Linked DNA regions of Homo sapiens: all the other regions are linked to region 1. The links are chromatin loops, found by intact Hi-C in ENCODE. Cell type or tissue: endothelial cell of umbilical vein. All regions are shown on one strand.

The links. A loop is a pair of places that touch in the nucleus more often than their neighbours do. Peaks named below come from ENCODE experiments on the same cell type or tissue, not always from the same donor. Only the 100,000 strongest peaks of a DNase experiment are listed, where the experiment ranks them.
Region 2: it touches region 1 in a loop (4-fold over the local background); 3 of 110 quality-filtered maps call a loop at or near these places.
Region 3: it touches region 1 in a loop (5-fold over the local background); 6 of 110 quality-filtered maps call a loop at or near these places.

Annotation. Positions count from the first base shown.
Region 1 is chr12:85,152,965-85,160,964 of GRCh38, forward strand. LRRIQ1 (leucine rich repeats and IQ motif containing 1) reads left to right here. Exons shown (of 27, transcript NM_001079910.2): 21 at 60-181; 22 at 699-794; 23 at 1,048-1,130; 24 at 7,649-7,750. Among named protein-coding and RNA genes, the nearest start is that of LRRIQ1, 120 kb to the left of the region's middle. In endothelial cell of umbilical vein, no CTCF peak of the experiment used is centred here; DNase peaks (open chromatin) are centred at 3,027 and 3,827.
Region 2 is chr12:85,277,210-85,285,209 of GRCh38, forward strand. It overlaps ALX1 (ALX homeobox 1), which reads left to right and starts at 3,011. Exons shown (of 4, transcript NM_006982.3): 1 at 3,011-3,278; 2 at 6,363-6,667. The coding sequence starts at 3,053. RefSeq lists a silencer at 3,102-3,396. In endothelial cell of umbilical vein, no CTCF peak of the experiment used is centred here; DNase peaks (open chromatin) are centred at 3,042, 3,332, 3,562, 3,902 and 1 weaker place; H3K4me3 peaks cover 2,720 bases; H3K27ac peaks cover 1,855 bases; H3K27me3 peaks cover 1,535 bases.
Region 3 is chr12:85,072,040-85,080,039 of GRCh38, forward strand. It overlaps LRRIQ1 (leucine rich repeats and IQ motif containing 1), which reads left to right. Exons shown (of 27, transcript NM_001079910.2): 11 at 868-1,059. Among named protein-coding and RNA genes, the nearest start is that of LRRIQ1, 40 kb to the left of the region's middle. In endothelial cell of umbilical vein, a CTCF peak has its summit at 4,791 (motif pointing right); a DNase peak (open chromatin) is centred at 4,872.

The sequences.
Region 1 (8,000 bases):
AACATAAATGCTAGGATTTTTTATTTTACTTCACACTTATTTACTTTTTTTGTGAAAAGATTCCTGGAAACTTAAAATGGGATGATACTTCATTTAATTTACCAAGTAATCCAGCTCAAGCATGGTTATGTAATGACAAAGAAAATTTGTCTTCTTCAGAACACACACAATTTAATAGCAGGTAAGCTAAACTATTGTTTTAGAGAATCAACTTGTGAATGACAACAGTATTACATATCATACAAAAGTAGTACAATTATAAAACTAGATGTGAATTTACTTGTTTAGGAAACAGAATATTTAGTGTTAAAAACATCATGGTCATGAAGAGTTTTCAGTGTAAGGAAAATGAATGAAGTAGGTACATTAAAGCAACTACAAAATTTATATGTCAGGGAAACAATGTAATTAATTATTGTAAACAAGTGGATCTTTAAATACTATATAGGTACAGATAATGATTAGACTAAAAATTCCAGTGCTATGTTACTTTTCACAAAGGGATTGAAATATGCTTCAAGTAATTGAAATGTAAACATTTTAAATTAATGGCAGACTTTTATTGCCTTTCAAGATAATGTTTTTTGCTAACTTAGATTTTATTTCCAAGTTTGAGACAACATAAACAGTTTGTAGTTTTAAAAAGTGCTGATATACTTGTGTTGATTCAGTTAAAAGTGGTTTTTTTCTATTGCCAGATCAGAAAATAAAACTTCTTCCTGGACACCTGAATCAAAGACCAGTAGAAAGAGTTTGCTAAAATCTGAAAAAGAAAAAAAAATTTCAGAAGAATGGTATGTAGTCAATTTGACACTAATAAATTAAAAAATTGAGAGATTGCTAAAAGTCCAAGACAGATACTTTTCAAGATTTTAAGAATACCTATATTAGTTTTTTATAAATTGTCCATCCAATTTAGTTTCTTAAATGGGAATTCACATTTATTTTAGTATGCTATAATTCAGATATGCATGTCTATTTTTATATGCATATCTAAATATGATCCGGGTATTTGTTTTACCTTTATTATATTTAATCTTTTAATAGGGGCTTTAAGGATATTTCTACTGCTCAGCAAATGTTGAAGAGGGCACAGAAAATGAAATCGAAGAAACTAAAGAAAAAAATAGGTGAGTAATTAGTGCTCTTTGAATAATAACTGTGTATGGAAAATTGAAGATAACTTCTTTAAAATATATTTTATAAATTATGTTTAATAAGAACAGTAATCAATTCACAGATGACTATGTCTAAGATACTCTGAAAAAAAATAAAACTTAAGAGAAAATTATGCTATGCCATTGAATGATTTATACTCTTAAACACTATTTTTACTTTTTCGGCTCTTTCTTATATACTTTGCTATTGATTGTTCTAGCTATTGTGTACTGAGAATTATAAGTTGTTTTAAAACTGGTTCATTTTGGCAAATGTTGACTCTAAAGAGTATCTGTTTCACTCCTTAGTCTTTTGCGTGCTTTTAAATTGCTTGATTATTCAATAAATTGTATAAATTTATCAGTTCAGTGGATTTTAGCTATGAAGACTTCACAACTTAGAATCTTGGAAAAGCAAAGTTTATATATTTTATGATTTTGTAGGACTTGCGAAATGTTCTAAAGCATCTTTTATTCTATCCCACTTACAAGGCTACTCTTTAAATCATTTGTTTTTCTTTGGATACCTCTAATCATTTTAGTGTAATTACTTAATATATGGAGTCAGAGAAGAAATATCAGGATATTATGATATCTTTAATTAAAACTATTTAAAATAATTGCATGTAACTTTATATATAACTGTAAATATTTACTCATATAAATATAAGAACATGTATTTCTTTTGTACATCAGTTTTGTTTTCTAAAGTTCTTACTGTTAGTAAAAAGTTTCCAAAAAAGACCAGTTACTCATGAGCAGTGCAATAAATGTATACTTTTCCTATAGATCTAGCTTATGTAATCATATGAAAAAATATTTCATAAAACTATTTTTATCTTTTTCTATTAATTATATTTTAATTATAATTCAGTAAATTCTAAGAACCAGATATAAATATAACATTTTAAAACAAGTAAATGTTGCAAAAGTGCTTTTGATTTTCAAGGAATAACTGATATTTATTGGCACATCACTGACTAGCCATTGATAAGTTACTGGTGATTCATTTTTATATTCTGAAGTGTTCAACTTGCATACCTTATTGTTATGTTAGTGATATCTTAATTTTTTTACTTTTTTGTGATAACATTTTTATTGAGTAGTAAATTTTTTCAGGTTTAAAACATTAACATTTCAAGCATTTTTAAAGAAAATATAAACACCTTGCTTTTTAATTTGTTTGTACCTCCTGCACTCTCATTTTGTAAGCTCCTATTAAGTTCATCAGGCTTCTCTGAACTGAATGCTATGTGGTGGTTACCCAGTGAAATAGTAACTCCAGACTCTTAACGATAGTGAGATTCTCTTTCAGTTCTCTAGATATAGAATCTAGTAGTGTAAATCTGGTAGTGTAATAAACTCTATTATTGCTTTGATGTCTATTTCTACCCATCTTCAGCAGTATCAAAAACATTCTTTAAACAACTGTTTTGAGAATAATAACAATTTCTGAAACTCCTGGGGCAAGTTCAAATATCAGAGGTGGTTTAAGAACTGATTCAGCCAATATTCAACAAATAATTATGACATAGTTGTATTCAAGGAATTTTGCTAGGCCCACTTTTAAAAGTATTTGTAATGTTTGCAATAAATAGCCTCCAGTAGTGAAAGCAGAGGAAAAGCTTAGCTTGTCAGACTTCCCATATGATTCCGTCTCTGGGAAATATATAGGTCTTTCTTGCCAACTCTTGTAATTGAGGGTTTTGTTGGGGGTGAGAACATTTTTTATAAAGCAGCATAGCAAGTGTTTTAGCAGAGGATTCAGTAAGGAATATATGCTAGTACATAAAAATCATTGCTTTAATGGCCACGACTAGAGATAATTATCAGGCAAAAATTAAACCTCTTTTATCAGTCACAAGGGGGCATGACAGGGTAACAAATGAAAGAAAGTAACCAGACATCCAGCTTAATGACCACATCTTTAACTTAACATTTTGGGTTAGGTTAAAATCCTAAATGGCAATTGTATAATATTTATGGGGACTGTTACTCCAATAACATGATTATAATCCAAATTGCATTCTTATTACCGTGTAAGGTTTTGTATCTCTATGTATCACTTTTGTTTTGCTTTTTTTATCAATATATTAGAATAATGAAACAAAACATTTTATGTTTAAAACATGAACGCTGAAATGTAAAATTTAGTGATAAGTTTTATACTCTTCTCACTTTTTTCATTCTATTTTTCATTCACAACAGATATACAGATTAGAAACATTAAAGAGAGGATTAATGGTGAAAAGCATGAAAAAGAAAATCTGAGAGATATTTTCTAATCATCACATTTTGTCTATCTTCTGTTCAGTTGATGATGTAGAACTTATTTCATTTTGTATCTGTGAGCAAATTATTTAAGATTCTGTGCCTCAGGTTTTCTTCTTATAGAATAAAAAATGTTCAGTACTTTTTCCAGTTTTATAATTCAATCGATCTGTGATATACCATTAACTTACTTGCATCTGTCTCAAATAATGACCATAATTTAAATTTTTACTCACTAATGAGTTAAAACAATGTTTTAAATATCTAAATTTGGTTAAACACTGAAAGATTTACTAGCAGTTTTTAAATATACTTGGAGATACATATCTTACATAGACAACTTGCCAACTTGAAATTTTTAAGCCACTAGAGAGCAACATCGTCTATAAAACTGCTGCGAGACTAACTAGATCTACGGGAGTGGGGAGCATGGCAGGAGGGGTGTCAGAGAATACAAACAATTAATTAATGTAATAAATTATGGCCTACAATCTAACAAAGTAGTAATCCTCAAGGAAATGGAGCACAATTGCAAGAAGTATGGTAGCTTTAATTCAAATTTCTGCCACAGAAAACCTTAGAGCGCTCAGTAGCAAGCACTTCATATTTTCTGTTTGTATTTTGTACATGTTTTTATCAGTCAAGGGATATGAGTCAATAATATTTTATTTATTTAAGATGAAAATGAAAATACAGCAAAAAGCAGAGGGTCAATTAATTTAAGAAAGTAGAATGTAATGGAATCAGTTGCAGAGAGAGGGAAGAATATGAGGAAGCTCATTTATGAAGAGGCAACAAACTGAGCGAGGAAAGATGTGGTATGGGCAGCTACTAGGGGAGACTTAGTATCGATGACTTCTATTGGTAGAAGTGAGACCATCTGATTAAAAGAGGAGGAGGGTGGAGAAGGAAGAGGAGGAATTGATTGAAAGCTACACGGTAAAATCTAAAATTGTGAGGAGTTATCATTACTTATACAGTTTATGTTTGGGTTATAGTGGTTGTTTTTCCTAGTGAGTAATTGCTTTTAACCTCTTGATTGGCATAAGCTTGAACCAATAATGACTGGTCTTGTATTTCTGGGTTTTATTTGTTTGTTTGTTTGTATTTATTGTTGCTTCATACACAGAAGCAGTTTCAGAATTTGGTGATCTGTGTTGAAATTTAGCAGATATCCAGGGAAGTTTAGAATTCAGTAGTGCAGTGAAGAAGATCCTGTGTAAGGTGAGAGTTACTGGTTTATTGAAAACATGCAGGGTCAATAATCTCACAACACTGAGTGTAATTGGTAGCAAGACTGAGATGAGGTGGATGCAGAAAGGGAGTGGGTGTTTGGTTTTGATGTGGAGCACTCCTCAGAGTGCTCAGAGAGAATGGGGTCTGAGTATAGGGATTTTGGTGGAGATTAGCTGGTAAGAGGTTTAAGGAACATAGTACGAAGACCTAACATGGATTTTTTGCCAGGAATTAAGCCAGCATTAAAAAAAGGCTAATTTTTTATGTCAAGTAAACAACTCATGGGCTATAGCAAAGCCATCAGATTGCAGAATGATAATAAATGTAACTAAAGAATGTTAAGGGGGAGGGACCAGCAGGGAATAGTATAGACAAAACTCTACCAAAATGAAGTTTATTCAAGATTTATTTTGTTTACCACATCAATTTTCAGAAAGATTTTACAAGAATTTTGATCAGATGTTACTGTGTTATGCTCTCAACCACAAAAAATTAATAATAAAATTCATCTGAATAGTAAAATCCTTGAGGGCTGAAACACTCTTGACATCTCAGACCTACTACCACCATGCCTAGCACCTGGTAGATATCCAATGAATGTCAATTGACTAAAAAAAAAAAACTAGATAAAAGTCACTAATATACATTTTACAGTATGTGTGTGCATTTTAGTCATGTAAATATATGCTTATATTTGGGAAAATTTAAATTAGTAAATAGTACTCCTTTTAAGATTATGAAATATTGCTAGTTATTCAAGCTTATTTTACAGCACTGCTATACACCTTATTTTACACCTGCAAAAAATGGGTAATAATAACCAGATTTGTATGTAAGAAGAAAAATACTAAAATAAAACAATGAGATAAATTAGAATTATAGAAGTTGAAAAGGGATTGTACAAGGAATTTAATAATATGGATACTCTAATGCTTAACTAAAATTATATTATTTAAATGAAATAATAAACTGTTAAGTATAGAGATGCATGCATAATAGGGACATGGTTACTTACCTAGGGGTTTCTTGAAACATTTTTGAACATCTATTTAATACCTATTTCCCCAACACTGGGCAAGTCATTGCTGGGAGATAAAAAGATTTATGTTTATAAGGCAACTTACACCTGCTGTTGATTACCACAGAGGAGTAGACTTAAGTGTACAAAACTGACTTTATAATGAATAAAAACGTGTAACAAACTATACTGTTTACAATTACCTTATCCCTTGGCTTTTTTTTTAACTGGGTTGTGTTTTTATTTATTTATTCATTTTTTTATTGAGGTAAGAATACTGCATTATTACCAGTGGTATTTTCAGGGACTATCAAAATCAAGTGATTTTTTTTCTATCTAAAAGTACTATGTTTCTTACTTCTTATAATTATCCCTTTGCAATTTGAATTAATTCAAGATTAAATCAATTTATGCTGATGCAATCAGAATGACTGATAATGTAGCACTATTGCTCTTGGAGAATAAAATTATTTTGAGTAACTTTAGCTAGATAACCTTTCTAAATATTTTGTACATATTAAATTATTTGACCTTGATAATAGTATGAGGAAAGTATGATTGTTTTATTATTTGGCCAAAGAAATGCCAAAGAACTTATAAAATATCCATAGCTTCTGTTCAGTGCACTGTGTTAAATGAAATGGAGCCAATTATGGTTCTATGTATTTTTATATATTGCAGTAAATTTTATGAAGAATGTAAGTTTTTTTTCTAAGAATATAAACTGGAAATGTTTCATTGTTGATGTCATAATTATGTCTGTGGTTGAGAACCTACACAAATGTGTGCATGGGACTGATTTTTTTTACACAAATGATCTCATTAATTTGTACAGTACTACTAGTACTTCAAAAACAATATTACTTCTGTTGGACAGAGGAAGAGACAGAAGGTGAGAACAGTTTTTCCGGAGTCATACAACTAGTAAAATTTGGCACTAGGATCTAACCCAGGTCTGCTGAATTGTTTGTGATGTTGTCAGAAAATACATAGATCAAATAAAAAGGCAAGAAGAGCAAGAGAGTAGAGAGATGGTTATAAGACACCGAACAGTTTGCAAGCCCATGGTAATGTCTTTCCTCATTGACTAATTGTTCTTTGACATGTCATTTTTTTTTGTAAATGACTTAGATGATATATAATACTTATTTTATGAAATATATATACACAGATTTTATTATTCTTACTGATAGTTCATATTGAATTCATAAGAAACATTTAATAACACCTGAGATTACATATATTAATACTTATGAAATGTACCTAAACATTGTCCAACATTTTCCCTAATCTTGAGAAATACAATCATTGTGAAAAATGTAAATCATACTTAGTAAAGATGAATTATTACTAGAAGACTAATGGAAATTGTCAGGTTGCTCATGCTGGAGAATAGCTATGCAAATACTATTTATTTTTGCTACTTTAGCATTTAATTAAAATATGTAATTTGGTATTTACAACATTAAAAATCTTGTTTCTTAATTTGATATGTATAGTCTGCATTCACAATCTATTTTTTGTAATATTAATAGATCTTGAATATTCTTGTCTTTGAATATATGGAGAAAATTTATACATCTTTGTTATCTGAAAATACATTAGGGCAAAGAAAAACCACTATTTTAGGTGTTAAATTAATGAAATAACCTTTTCCTACCTGTTTCTTATTCCATTAGTTGTCTTGCTTCCATCTTTTGTATCCCATCTCCCCACAGTTTAGATGGAAAAGTAGAGTATTTCTGTTCTTTAAGTATTGGCTATTTGTTTAATCAGATAACCAATAATACGTACATGGTTGGCTACCTTTCCATGTTATGAAGCTTAATATAACATCATCATCAATTTCATAGAGCTTTATAAAGTGGATTTTTTTTTTACTACCACCATATAAGAAATATGTGGACATTTAGAGAAGGAATTAACCAAAGATGAACTCTGCTCCTTTCTTATTCGTTTTGTTTAGATTCCACTGTGCGTCTAGCCTTATTCAAAAACAATGAAAATAAAGTGTCTCTTCCAAAATCACCAAAGATGGTACAGCCCAGAAGAGATGGTTACTTTGAAGGTATGGCTTAATAACAGATACATAGAGAGGTAAAAAGATAAAGAAAGATTAAAAGAATTATATTTACAATAAATTTTTAATTCTTAATCATAAAGTATATATATAAAGAATTATGTATAACATATACTTGAATAACTCAAAATATGGCTCTTAAAGCTGAAGTGCTAATTTAGTGTGCTGAAATATTGATATAGTCATTGAAAATTTGTATCAATGTTTACATAAATTTTAATTTTTTTATTTATATATG
Region 2 (8,000 bases), 120 kb after region 1:
CTTTTAGAAATTATTGAATTATTATTGTTTTGATTAGTATTATTTTCAATGTATTATTAATGCCCCTATCTCTAGAGCTGTGTCATAACCATAAACTCCATCTCAACCTCTCAAAATTCATGTAATGCAGCTGTTGGCAACCAAATACCCAGCTTCTTGCCAAAAACTGCAGATTAAACATTCGTTATGGGAGTTTGCCATTAGCTGTTTCCTCTGTTATGGGCACATGTGGTTACATGTCACAAAACACACGGGATTCTGTGTAGTATATTTGAGTTTCCAGGGAGCTCCAGGGATATTATGTTGGTTTGGTGACACCTTACACCCCACCCCTTCAACCATTACCATCAAAAGTGAGTTTTGGTAATGGGGCAGAAACGGGTTTACTAGACAGCTCTTGTCCTTGGCTACGCTGTACTTTTCTCTATGAGTTGGACCTTTATTGGCATACAAGTATCCTAGAACTTGTATCACATGTCTTTCATTTAAAAGACACGTAATGTTTTTCCGGAAATTTAGGGCTTTTAAGACATATATTTATAAACAAGCTGACAGAGCTCTACAAGATAACTTGGTTGATAACTAGTTTGTATATTTCCTCAAGTCAGCAATAGGTGTTGTTGTTGCTGCTGTGAATTTTTGTAAAACATATTAAACGACCATTTTCTTATCTTTCCCGTGTTTAGTAGAGAAAGTCAGACTTTCAGGATACCTGAAAATAAGAAGGTACCGAAGGGGATAGGAAAGAATCGAAAATGGCTAACCCAACAGGAGTGAGTGAATAACGCAACACTCAACGTTTCCACAAGGCTGCCCGGGGGCCCGCTGGAAAGTGTCCAAAGAACGCAGAGCTGAGGCTACTGCTCACGCAAGGTCGGGATGCTACAGGACACTTTAAGAAGAGCGTTTCAATGGCTTCTTCCGACACCTCACTCTCTCCCCCTGGGCCTGACCTCAGAATGCCAGGTTGTCTGGTTTGGAGTTCCTGCGGCCCGACGCAGCCTGGCTTCCTGCTGAAGCTCAGTCCCTAGTGCTTTTCTTTGACCTTGCTCCCCTGAAATTTAACAATCTGCAGTTGGTTCTTGCAGCACTGCTCTGGAGAGAGTAATAATAATACAGCAGAAGCTAGTTAGTCCCAGGAATAGTGTCCACTTGCCTGAATCTGAGTGCGCGCTCAAGGCCACACTGAGCGCTGCGCCATGTGAACTAAGCTTGTGCGCCTCCTTGGGAGAACAGTCTGGGTTGGACTTTGGCCGGGCGAGCAAGGCTGCTGCTGCCAGCTGATCTGCTCGGGATCCGCCGGTCGGATCTGGGTGCTTAAGGCCGACCCTGCCTTTCGCGCAACGCTAAGGAGCAGCTCCGGGGTGCACAGCCCTCCCTGATTGTTACTCTCTGGCTGAGGCCTGGTCAGGTCTCGAAGAAGGTCTCACCAAAGAGGCGTGGGTCAGCTAAGACCCCCGCAGAAGGTGGAAACTCTCAAACCCATCAGCATGCCCACCACAGCTGGGCTTGGCCTCACCATCCTCAGAGTCCGGGCTGCTCGGCCTGCCCGAGGCCTCACCATAATTGCCAGACTTGTCTGGGGAAACGCGACGGCCGCTGTGAGTGCCAGTGTTGACAAAGGCTGTGTCAGGACGTCTAAGCAGAGGCCTACCTGGACCAAAACCTGTCTGGCTTATTTTCACCAAATTTGCTAGCTTAGGGTGCCTGACGCAAATGCGATTTTGTGCCCAGGGCACCGAACGCATTTCCCCCAAGCGCCGCGGGCTCCTAGGAAGCCAAGAGTCGTGCCAAAAGTCACACAGAAGGGCTTTCAACCTAGCAGTGCTGTCCTGCCTGCCCTACCATCCCCTCTGGTGGAAATGGAGGCCTTGGACCTGTCCGCGCCCAGGACGCCGCGCCGCGAGTGCCCGCAGCTCCGCGCGCTCACCACTCACTCCCAGAGCGCTTTTCGGAGTAACTCCACAGCAACTCTTTAAAATTAAAAGTAATTTCTGTAAAAATATGCAGACATTCCTCTTCTTCATAAACCCCTATTTGTAACAATCCTCACTTTGGCATTAGAGTAAAAGCCTTTCAAAGGCACTGATCCTAACGGGTTTTCTTAAAATAATTTGGGTCTAATGATAAAATCGTGGACCAAAGGGAAGGGTGGCGAAGAGGGTGTAGGGAATTGGTTGGCATTAGTATAATGGCTTCATTGCCTCTTGCTCGGCTTCTCTCTCCCACCCATCGCCACCGCGTCCACACTCCGCCGCATTCCAGAGAAAAAGAAAAGGCCACGGCCTCGTAAAGCTCCCAGCTGGCCCGGACCCCGAGCTCCTCCCGGTTAGAAGCCGAAGCGGCCCCTCTACTACGGCGGCTGCGATTAACAGTTGCCAATGCATCTGGTTCCTTGGGCTTCGGATTAATGTGAATCTTCCACGTAAACGATTTACGGATGAAATAAAAGCCTTTTAGAGCAATATTTCCTTTCAAGTTCTTAAGACGCCTCTAAATCTTTCTGGTAGTGAGTGGCCGGCATGGGGGCGGGGTGGGGACGGGTGGCTCAGGAAGGCGCAGGCAGTAGGGAGTGGAGGTTTAACTGCTTTGCGATCTCACCAAGATCTTCCGAAATGCCAGTCCACTGTCACGGCGGCAATGAATCTGGGTGTCAGGGGCTCGTCTCTCCTGGCATTTGTCTGAAATGGAGCTGTCTGTCTGTCTATCCTAGGCCTGGACGCCCTCTGCCCGGGTAAGTGGGGAAAATGGGGGTGGGGTAGGGGCGGAGGGGGACCTGGGGTGGAGTTAGTCGCCCGCCTATTTTCATATTCATTAGAACTGGGAGGCTGCCCGAGGAGGCCAGCTGAGTTTCAAGATATAAAAGCAACTTCGGGTGCTCCTTTTCCAGCCGGGACGTATTAAAGGGACCGGAGCGGGGCAGTTCCCGACGCCGCAGCGCTCGCTTTCCCTTCCCTCCTCTCTGGCCCTCCCTCCTCCCACCCACTGGCTCCCTCCCCCAGCGCTCTCCAGTTTCTGTGCCCCAGGAGCTACGCGACAGTCTTCCAGGATTATGGAGTTTCTGAGCGAGAAGTTTGCCCTCAAGAGCCCTCCGAGTAAAAACAGTGACTTTTACATGGGCGCAGGAGGTCCTCTGGAGCACGTTATGGAGACGCTGGACAATGAGTCCTTTTACAGCAAAGCGTCTGCAGGCAAATGCGTGCAGGCCTTCGGACCCCTGCCCCGCGCCGAGCATCACGTGCGCTTGGAGAGGACCTCGCCCTGTCAGGACAGCAGCGGTGAGTCGCTAGCGCCCCAGCCGGAGCCGCCGCAGCCCTTCCGCAATCGAAAATGCAGGATCGGTCTGATCAGGCAGGGAGGGAGAAAGGAGAAAAGTGGGAGCGAGGGACCTGGAAGGTGGAGGAAGGTAGTGGAAGGTGCTCGCTTTATGAAGCGGTGTTACTGCTGCTGCAGCCTTTGGGGGCGGAGGGCGGAGGGAGGGAGAGATCCAGCACCGGGTTGCCTCTGAGCGATTCTCCTTTCGCTGTAGGGTCTGGTCGCCTACGGATCCCTGAGTCCTTCTGTAATATTGGTTCCTGGAGTAAACTGATAGGGCGCTAAATAGAGCGTAATTGAGTCAAGACAGAACGCTTCCTCTGCGAGCCCGCCTTGCAGTCCGGGCGGTAGGAACTGAAATCGATCACAGCTCGTTAGAGTACGTCACTGTCGTCACGAGTAGGGAAAAAAAAACCGGAAAACAAAAACAAAAAACAAAAAACCCTTTGAGCTCCTTTAGGTAAAGATAAATCTTTTTAATTTTCCAAGACGTGGCGATATATTTTCAAAGTTTGAGGATCCCTAGATTTCTAGCGTGTGTGAATTTGTAATTTCTGCTTTTTTTTGCGTTTGCAATACAACACGCGTTGAATGTTTGTTAAACACTAAAGCACACTAAATAGCTTCGGGCAAACCATCCCCGGCCTAATCACTCATTCCCAGATTCTACGTTTTGTATTTTTATGACTTCACATTAAAAGTCACCTAAGGAGTCTTTGGAATGCTTCTGGGTGAAATCTTCAACTTTGAATGCCCAAGTATCTCCAAGTCAAAATGTTATCAAAACAAACCATCTATCTTTTCTATCTTGTAACCTAATACTAACCTATTATTTCAGATCGCGACAGCTAAAGCACGTTTACAATTCCAAGAGAACTTCTCCTTATCATTGTATATATTCCACAGTTAAGCTATAAGGGGCGGGTTGCTTTAAAATAACAAACGAATTAAGTGTGAAATATTTACAACAAGCCCCCTGCCCCCTATTTTATAGAAATTCAAAATCTGACAAAACACTGGCCTGTAGAAGCTCATTTTCTAAATATTTTGAACACAAGTTTTTTTCTTTTATTAATCTCATATTTAACTAATTTTATTTAACGTTGCAAGTAACTTTTGACTAAGGGTAAATCAAAAATAAAGGTGCAAATGATAGAGAAAATAATCAGCTAAGTCGTTTCAGTCATTTATTTAGAAAGATTCGAGCGTATACTTTTTGTTATTCTTACACTGAGTTGTTGGTTTTCTGGCTGCGTTTCAGACCTGGTATCTGTATTTGTGGAATTCTTAGGTGCATGCCTAACGTTATTTGAATTGACAGGTCTTTCTTTAATGATTCTGCAATGTCTTGTATTGACTCTGGATGGACTTGATCATAATATTTTATTTTGAATAGTCGAGAATCCAAAATAAGAGACATAATTGATGCGTTATCAACTTTTAAACAAATATCACACTATTAAGATGAATTATAACAAAGAAGTGTTAAGGAAGATGAACATAGGCAGTCATCCGCTTAATTTAGGAGAGATCCTGTCTTTCTCTTGAGATGCCCTTAGCCTCTCTGATGCTTCCCCTCCCCCATCCCTAATTGCTGCAGTTCCCCCTTTAATTTTGCCCAAGGAGATAGAACCGTTTGTTAATCAGTCATGGCTCTTCTTTATATTTGGTTTAACATCACATCTTCGTTTGCATGAAAACCGTTAATTTAAAAAATTTGTTATATATATATATAGACAAATTATAGTTGTATATATTTATGGGGTACAAAGTAATGTTAAGTTTTTTTAATGCAATGTGGAATGATTAAATTACGTTAATTGGCCATCACCTCAAATATTTGACATTTTTTATTATGAGAACATTTTTGAGAGTTACTCCGTTAGTGACATTGAAATGCACAGTACTCAATTATTAGCTATTGAAGTTATATGCGCATTAAACTTGAATATATTTGTATAATGATGAAAAGAGTTGTAAAAATACATTATGGGGGTAATTTTAAAAAAAGAAACAAATGAAAAAAGTATGATCATCTATTGGAAATTATTATTCTGGCTGGTTTGACTTTACTTTTTAAAAAGTGCTTCCCATTTCACTATGTGCATCCATTGCATTTGTGGGTGTTTGGCATTATATGATATATCTTTGTTTTATATCACACTGCAAGCATGCAATCAAATCTGAAGAAAATTACTGAAATTAAACATCCCTTAACAGAATGCCAGATGTCATGCTCTGTAATGTTTTAATAGCTGTTTTAATTTCTGTGTTTCAGCAGAGAAAATAGAAAAGTTTTCAATCCCAAAACTTATCTAACTAGCTAAGCAGAAATATGAAATGTTTTAAAAAGAACTGCGTAAGTTTTTAGGTAAAAAAAAAAAATGCTGCTTAAATCTAATTTCCGATAGAAAGCGTATTCAAAATTTGGCATGAAATTTATTTTGTCAATTTAGTAGATTATTTTTGAAGAAAAAGTGTAAATGCAGACATGGATATAAAGTTGAAATATTCAAAATTTAGTGGAAATAATGTCACATCTGAAATCTATCATCAGTACGTTTTACGTGGAGGAGGATAATAACTTTCAGATATTAGTACAGAGGTATTATTTAAGATTAAAATATATTTTCTGAGCCACATTAGTAGCTTGGTTTTATCTGCTGTGAATAAAACACATGACATTAAATTTGCTTCAGTTTTCAAAAATCATGGACACTTAAAGTTTCTTTCATGAAACACCCAGATCATCTTTTAATTCGAGTACATGAATTTAAGTAAAAAACATGTGCATAAACTTATAAATCCTGTAAAATAGAACTGCGGATTTTGGCAGATCATAGCAGTTGCATGAACACATTTTAAAATGGTATTTAAACCTGTCCTACAATGAATTAAGTATAGAAATGTGGTAATTGAATTAATACTAGCACAATAAATTATTAATAGGCCAATTTCTTGATACTCTCAATTACTTCTACTTATTGATTTAATTGAGATGAGTTTCACAATCCTGAGAACTGTTGTTTTTCCTCCTCTGGGTACAGTGAACTATGGGATCACTAAAGTAGAAGGACAGCCCCTTCACACCGAACTGAATAGAGCTATGGACAACTGTAACAGTCTCCGAATGTCTCCCGTGAAAGGGATGCAAGAGAAGGGAGAGCTGGATGAACTTGGGGATAAATGTGATAGCAATGTATCCAGCAGTAAGAAACGGAGGCACCGAACCACCTTCACCAGTTTGCAGCTAGAGGAGCTGGAGAAAGTCTTTCAGAAAACTCATTACCCGGATGTGTATGTCAGAGAACAGCTTGCTCTGAGGACAGAGCTCACTGAGGCCAGGGTCCAGGTAGGAGCCAAAAAGAGGCCTTGATGGATGGGATAGGAAAATAAATGGTGTTAGAATAATTGAATAAGTGCATTTTGCCACAAAGAAACAAACTGATTCCCTAGCTGAAGATGAGAAACGGAGTAATATATATGAATATATGTCTACTAAAATTATTTTTTAATTGCAAAAATTTTGACAACTCACGCAATATGTAAAACAAAAGAACACAAGTTATTACAGAGACATAAAAATTAACAATCATTCAAACATAACAATATGATAATATATCTCTGATTTTCAAAAGCAGTTTTTAAAGGATGAAAAGCAGAATCATGACTATTTAGTAATTGGTATATTTATTTGTTTTTTTTTTTTCGGTTTTATTAGCCACTAAGGTTCTTTTTTAGATTATATATCAGGTATTTGTAAATTATTTGTATAATAGCCCATACATCTAGAAATTTCTAGATTTGGAGGCATAATAAAAAAAAAAACAATCCCACAAATTCCCAATTGTTATGTATACCATGGAATGTTTTCACTATGGATAATTAAAAACAAGATCAAATAGTGCTCATTTACAATTTTATAGTCCTAGTAGTTGTCAACATGTAAATATTCCATTATAATGGTTAAAGTCTAGATAAATCATATGAATTTTGCATAGGCAATAAAAATAATGGCTTTAAAGTAAATTTTTGTGTATACTCAATTATGTTTATAAGATATATTCTAGTTATTAAATTGGATGATCCAATATGCTTAATTTTTAAAAATAATTTGAGAAAGAAAAATCATACCAGGTAAAATTTTACCTCTTAGGAGTACTTTATTTTGACTACATTTGATATTCTTAAACTATATTTTACTAGTTTCCAAGTAGTAAGAGTTTAAAATGCAACAATAATTCAGGATAATGGCCTTGGTCTTTGTGTGTGTTCTGACTCCTCTACAAAAGTATTGATTTTTGCAATTCCCATAAACTGCTAAAATGGGGGAATGAATAAAATAGTGAAAATTTTTGTTCTAAATCGAGTAACGGTATTTCTTCTTAAAATTGTAAGGCTCTTACATCATTAGAGACAACATCTGGTGGCACACGGATAACAAGCAGCAGATTTTTACTTGAGTTTGTGGAAGCAAATGGTTACTTTATCTTGGTTCAGGAAGTAAATATGTAGAAAGTTCATGCTAACAAAGAATTTTAGAATTGTCGAGTATTAACACCCGCTGTGTAAGTTTGAGATTTTTGTCTTTGTCTATATTTAAATTAGTTATACTTGTAACCATAAACAAATATGTTTGCACACAGAGTGACCAACTGTACATAATGCATCTTTTCCCCTTAACA
Region 3 (8,000 bases), 81 kb before region 1:
CTATTTTGAGTTAAATATTTCATACAATTATTTTTAAATTTTTTCAATCGTATTGACATACTTAAATCTATAGATTTTCCTCTGAGCAATGCTTATTCTGTAACTTGTGACATGTAGATATTTTCATCATTTTCATAATTTTAGGGTTTTTAAAAATGTTTTACCTTAGATTTAAAATTTCCATATAGAAAGGTCATTTTTTTTGGTGATTCTTTTCAGTTTTATTGCTTTATAGCCAGAGAATAATTTTTATGCTATTTCTGTTTTTGGAACTTATTTTGGCTGTCTTGCTAATCTAATATGTGGTCAATTTTCATGAATGTTTTAGGTGTACTTGAAAAGGAGGCAGGGTTTTTTATTATTGGGATAAAGAGTTTATTTTGCATGTGTAAGATCTACCTTACTGATAATTTTTTTAAAGGTGATCTGTTTGCTTGATTTACTTTGGACTGAGGAAGTTGCCTGTGAATTTGCTTGTTATTGATTTGTCGTTAATCAGCCTTTTTTTTTTTGGTAAATCCTTTGGTTTCTGTTTTGTGAATGTTACTGCCGTGCAATTTTATAAATGTCTTATCTTTTTCGTAAATTTTAGCTTTGACTATTATGTTTTTTTCATTCTCTCTTTAATGCCTTTGAAACTAAATTCTACCTTGTCCGATATGGTTTATTTTTATTTTTGTTTGCCTACCTGGCCATCTTTTTTATTTTTAACCTTTTGAATCAAGTTTAGACATTTATTTTTATACAGTATAGATTTAGGTTTTATTTTTTGCTCCAGGTTTAAATTTTTTTCTCATATAAGCTATAACCACTTGCATTTATTAATTCGTCTTATATATTTGGTCTTAATTCTGTCATCCTACTCAGGATATTCCTTCTTTCTGGAAGAAAAACTTGTTGACAATGCAGGGTTCTGCCATCACTTGGGCACCTCCACTTCTTACTTATCCCTGGCACAAGTCTGGATTCCAACTGGATTATGTTGGTCCTGGATACCTATTACCTCACTTACAAAAAATTCAGATTGTAATTTCCTTATCTCCCACTTATACTGGAATTGTAAGTTGTGTTTATTTTTTATTTTGTTACTCTTTATGGATTTCTAGAGGAGGTATGGGGAGGGTTGGATCTAGGCAGTCACCATCATCTCCTTTATTTTTTTAAATATAGGTAAAATATAGCTGTTTTCACAAAATAAGCTTTATTTTGCAAACATTTCAAGGCATACTTTTGAAAATATAACATATAACATGCTTTAATGTGTTTATTTGCCTGCGTTCTTGTGCTGCCTGCTTTGGATTACTATGACTTCTTCCATATGGAAATGCTGATAGTTTTGACACAAATATTTTTACTTTAAAATTTTAGTTTAAAATAATTTTGTTGTTGTTGGAGTGAAGGCAAGTGCATTGATAATGTATGTTACTATATTGGCACACACTGAAGCAAACTTTAAAAAGAAAAGAAAGGCTGTTTGTAAAAAAAGAAATGCTTGAATTCCCGTTTACTTCATTTTCATTGCCAGCAGTGCTGTACGAATTTTTTTGGTAAGTAGTGGATTTCCTGGCATAGGATATCAGCAAGATTTATGTGAAAACTGCCATAGTATTAATTGATAAACCTGAGATATCTCTGTGCATGCAGTACAGAGCAAACAAGGTAAAAGACTTCTTTGGTGTCTGTTGGGTACAATGAAAACACTGTATTTATTGAGTGTGAGAATAGTATACATGAGAAAGTAGATTTTCTGAAGAGCAGTTGGAGTCTGTTTTTCATCTTCAGGAAATGCTTAGAGATTCTGGTTGAGCTAAGTGAAAAGCATAGATTTTGTCTTTCAGTGATATATTGATGCTAAGAACTCTTATGAAGGGAGACAAAGATAGATTTGTGTTTGTAAGTTAGTGAGTTACTATTCCATGCTATAATATTTCTTAAGGAGGTGAAATAAAATTGGAAGCAATACCACAATATTTCACATTGGTAGTTTCAAGTTTAATTTGTTTCTAATTCTTACTGTGCTATAGTTATCACAGTAGTTAATATGTAATGTTAACTGTATTCTTTTTATTAGAAAATATTAATGTACATATTTATTTGGTTGATACTATTTGCATTTAAGTGAATGAGAATAGTGAATGTATCAATCTTTTTAAGGCAATTTATTTGAAATTAGTTATGAATGTTTTCCATTCTAATTAAACTATGCAATTGTAAAAACAAAAATATAACGTGAAATATTCATACCAGTTTTATTTTATTTTTTAATTTTTATTTTTGTGGGTACATGGTAGGTGTATATATTTATGGGATAATGTGATGTTTTGACATAGGCATGCAATGTGAAATAATCATATCATGGAAAATGGGGTATCTATCCCCTCAAAGATTTATCCTTTGTTTCTACAAACAAATTACAATCTTTTAGTTATATTAAAATGTAAAATTAAGTTATTATTAACTATCATGCTGTTGTGCTATCAGATAGTAGGTCTTATTCATTCATTCTGTTTTTTTTATATATATATACATTAAGCAAGCATCCCCAACTCCTCCCAGCCCCTTACTAACTTTCCCAGCTTCTGGTAACATCCTTCTACTCTCTATTTTATGACCAATTTTAAATAAGAAAATCTTTCATGTTGTCCTTTGTTTGAAATTTCCCATAAGTAAATTTAAGGCAAAATTGGTAAAACTGTGTTTTCTATATGAGATGTGGCAAAAAATATATTGAATGAATGTTGCCACATGATTGTTAAAGTTTATAAAATGGTTCATGGAAAACCTTTAGTCCTTTGAGTCAGTATTTTTCAGTTAGTTTTTAAAGTAAGAATAGCCAAAGCAAATGAAAAATGGGATTTATAACTTAAAATCTAGTTGTCTTTATTTCTCTTATTTTATGTTGAATTTCATTGACTTTCTAGCAGAAAATTTTGAAACTAAATTAATTTTGAATAAATCCATATTTGAAAAAAGTTATTTTTTACATTTTATTTACATAAAAATACAATTAAGTGTTATACAGTAATAGATAGCTTTCTTACCAATAGGTATTTAAGTGCTTTATACAAATTAACTCATTTGCTTTTCACATCACTGGCATGAGTTAGGTACTATTAAATATTTTCGGCTGGGCACAGTGGCTCACGCTTATAATCCTAGCACTTTGGGAGGCTGAAGAGGGAGGATCACTTAAGGCCAGGAGTTCAAGACCAAACTGGGCAACATAGTGGGGCCCTGCCTCTACAATTTTTTTTTATTAGCTAGGTGTATTAGGCCATTTATGCCTTCCTATAAAGAAATACCCAAGACTAGGTAAAAGAAAAGAGGTTTAATTGGCTCATGGTTCTGCAGGCTTTACAGGAAGCATGGTACTGACATCTGCTTGGCTTCTAGAGAGGCCTCAGGAAACTTACAATCATGGCAGGAGGCGAAGCTGGCGCAGGCAAGTTGCAAGCAAAAGCAGGAGCAAGGGAGACAGAATGTGGTGGTGGTGGGGATATTGCCATACACTTTTAAATAACCAGATCTTGTGAGAACTCTATCTCCAAGACAGCACCAAGCCCTGATGGATCCCCCCTACCCCAATCATGATCCAAACACCTCCCAGCAGGCCCCACCTCCAGCATTGAGGATTAGAATTCCACATGAGATCTGGACAGGGACAAATATCCAAACTGTATCACTGAGTATGGTGGCATGCTCCTGCATTCCCAGCTACTCGGGAGGCTGAGTTGAGAGGAACTCATGAGACTGCAGTGAACTGTGATCATGCCACTGCACTCCAGGCTGGGTGATAAAGAGAAACCTTGTCTCAAAAACAAAAAAAAAAATTCTGACCCCACCAGATAAGAAAACTGAGACACAAAGAAGTAAAGTAGATTATCTAAAATTACACAGCTAGTAAATGATAGAGACAGGATTTGAAACTCAGCAGTCTATCTCTAGTGCCTAATTTTTAAATTACCTTATTCTTCTATTCTTCTACTTTTTAAATAAATATACATTTCATAATTAAGATTACTACTATTTTTATACTACATTAAAACTCTTTATGCTGAACAAATGTAATGATTTTGACATTTTTTCAAAATAAATTTATTGAGTACCTATATGTATAAGCGCTTTTTCAGCACTGAAATATTTCTGGGGATGTAGCAATAAACAAAATAAATGATTATCTTGACTTTTTCCACACAAAACAAACGACTCTCTTGACTTTAATATCATAGTGATATACATTTTCTCTATATATATGGAATTGGAATAAGTTATTTCTTTTATTAAATATTGAATAAAAATAAAAATAAATATAATGTTAACATGTAAGAGTAAATGATCATTTTTATATTCTTGTTCATGATGTATCTGTTTCTGTTTAGGAAAACTTTAATCTGAAAAAATATTTCTTTAATTTAAGCAATATATTTGCCAATTTATAAATTTCACATCATATATTCCTAAAAATTATCATGTAAATAGTAGAGATACTAAGAGTTTTTTTCCTTCTTTATTTTCTAGATAATACTGCTTTCTGGAAAATTGCCCACTAGTATTGTAAATATGAAAGATATGGAAATAATTTAACATTTTCACATAGGCTTGATTGCTGTGTCGTGGCTCATAGTGCTTGGAATAATTCTTGCTTTCAAATATTGTCTTTGAATCATTGGGAGGAAAAATAAAGTAAGAACTCTAGACATTTTGCTTATAAGAATCTTTTTCACTATTACCTATTCAGTGATTTTTTTTTTTTTTGGAGTCCACTAGATGGTGCTAGCTTACTTGTTAGTTTTGAAGGGCAACACAATGCTTAGTGTAAAGCTGAAAGGGATCTTAGGTATCTCGCCAGTCTAGGCTGCTTAGTTTACAGATGAAAAAACACCCACATAGTTTTCATCTAACTCATGGCAGAGGTAGGGCTGGGATCCAAGTTTCCTGATTCCTGTTTCAGTATTACTCTTTCTATACAACATGTATAATCCTGAAGTACTTTTGCACTAAAATTAAAAAGTCTCAAGTGCAACTTTGTATATTTGTATGTGTGAATGAAAAACCATCAGACATGGCAATCAGTGAACAGCTGAAGGAGGTTGATCTTCAGTGAAAAACCTCCAGCCTAATTTAACATTTTTAATTTTGCTGTTCCTTACAGAATTTTCTCCCCTGTGGCAGGAATGTTTTATTAGACCATTGGCTCATTTCTGTGGGAAGAATTATTTGAAATAGATATTTGTAGAAAGTATGGCCAAAAGTTAATTTTGCCATGGGCATGAGCCCTTTGAAGAGTAAACACACTTGACTTAAGTTTTATTTTGTGAGATCTAGGAAACTTTAAAAGAGCTGTTAAAAGAATATATTTAACCAGTAAGCTAAACAATATTTAAGCAAGTCTTTATTTGTATTATATTTAAGTCCTTTGAAAAGGCTCTTTAATATTTTTGTGGCTATTGTTTGTTTTATTTTGAATAGGGCAGGGGAAGAAATATTGGATATTTTATCTGGGAAAGAATAATTTTCTTAGAGGTGTTAAGGAATTAATGGTATCCTAAGATAGGACTTGCTATAAGTTTATTTTACTCAGTTGTCAGCCTTTATTTGACATTAAAGAATTTGTAAAATTAGGACAGGCATGGTGGCTTACACCTGTAATCACAGCACATGGTGGCTTACACCTGTATTCACAGCACTTTGGGAGGCCAAGCTGGGCAGATGGCTTGAGCTCACGAGTTGGAGACCAGCCTGGGCAACATAGTGAGACCTCATTTCTACTAAAAATAAAAAAATAAAATAAACAAAAAATAAGCCAGGTGGGCTGGTGCATGCTTGTAGCTCCAGCTACTTGGGAGGCTGAGATGGGAGAATCACTTGAGCTTGGGGGATCAAGGCTGTAGTAAGCCGAGATCACACCAATGCACTCCAACCTGGGCACCAGAACGAGACCCTGTCTCAAAAAAAAAAAAAATTGATTAAAGACAAAGGGTAGCAACTTACTCTAACTTCATTTACATCTAGAACCCGCCCACCCCTTCCATCCAAGTGCATTTATGGAATCGATTACTGTTTAATCAGTTGTGAATAGAGTTTTTGGAATGTATATTAATATTGTTTCTCCTTTAATGTTTGACTCAAAATTCAGCCCTCTCTGAAGCCTTATTTGGTCACCACAAATTTATAGTTTTAAACTCCTTGTTTTATTAAGAATAATTATTGGGAAATAATAATAGCTATCATTTTTAGTAGCTATCTTGTGAAAATCCTGTATAATATTATTTTTAATCCTCATAATGAGGTGAAGTTACCCTCACTCTATAAATAAAAAAGCTAAAGCTCAGAGAAGTTAAGTCACTTGTCTACCTTCAAATAGCTAGTTTGGGAGTAGGCTTGTTTTTTACAACTCAGGACAGCCTACTTCAGAACCTATATATTTTTGTTATGCCACCTGCCTGTTGATTAAGTGTGGTACTGATAATATTAGCAATGACTTCATGATTATTGTAGTTCAATCTTTTTATTCTTATATATTTTTTTACTTTAAATGTTTTTGAGGGCATGCTATTTGGTGCCTGCAAATTTATAACTGTTACATGTTTCTGTTAAATTGACCAGTTTCATCATTTTAAAACGTCTCTTTTCATAGGTAGTAAAGCTTTCTGCTTTAGTCTTCTGTGTCTTATATAATTAAACGAGCTTTATTTTAGATGCAGGACTGTTTTACATTCTCAGAAATTATTGAGGACCTCTCTCAAATAACTTATTTGTATGGGTTATGTCTAGCAATATTGCCAAGTAGTCGAAAAAAAATTTTTTTACGTTTTATTAATTCATTTAGAATTTCAAATAATAAAACTTTTGGATTCACAAAAATTTTATAAATGTTAATTCTGTTTTCTAAACAAAGAGTTATACTGGGAAGAAGGGTGTTGTTACACATTTTTGTAAATCTCTTTAATGTCTGACTTAACACAAGACATCTGGGTTCTCATATTTGCCTCTGCAGTCAATTTGCTATAATATCACAAGTCATGTAGCCTCTGGAAAACTCCACTATACTCTCTTGACCAAATGAGAGTGAAAAACCAAATAGCATTTTGGAATTATTATGAAAGCAGTACTGACTTTACAGAATCTTTAAAAGCATCTCTGGGAGGTCTCTGGACCACACTTTGAGAACCACTAGTTTAGTGTTCACATGATGTATCTTTATCTTTTTTTTTTTTTTTTTTTTTTTGAGATGGAGTCTCACTCTGTCTCGGCTTACTGCAAGCTCCGCCTCCCGGGTTCAAGCAATTCTGTTGCCTCAGCCTCTTGGGTAGATGGGATATTACAGGCGCTCACCACCATGCCCGGCTAATTTTTTGTATTTTTAGTAGAGACGGGGTTTCACCATGTTGGCCAGACTGGTCTCGAACTCCTGACCTTGGGGTCCGCCTGCCTCCACCTCCCAAAGTGCTGGGATTACAGGTGTAAGAGCTGCCACCATGCCCAGCCTCTATCTTTTTACTTAAAATATGTCTACAAATTTTGTTTCCAGTTTGTCTCTTTTTTGTAACACGAAAATTTGTTGATTTTGTTATTGCTTTATCTGGACTGGCTTACAAACTCTAGCTTTGATTTGTAGCCATTAGTCCTTAGCAATTAATTAGTTATATCATTAATTTCATATAATCATTGATGTATTTGAGATTAAACCATCTTACTATTTTTTATTCTGTTCATTCTGCCTGCTTTTTTCTTTTTGCCCTTATTTGGTTTGACTGAGGTTTTAAATTATTTCATTTTTTCCTCTTATATTTACCAGCTACATATTATTTTTCTATTCTTTTAGGTTACTATAGAAAAGATGACTATACCAATGGTAGTATTATTATGTAATAATATAGTATAAACTTTCCATTGCTCTTTATTTTGTCTTTCATCTACAATGTTCCTTCTGCCCAAAGAATATCTATTAGTATTTCCTTTATTGTAGGTCTGCTGGTGATGAATTCTTCAGATATTAT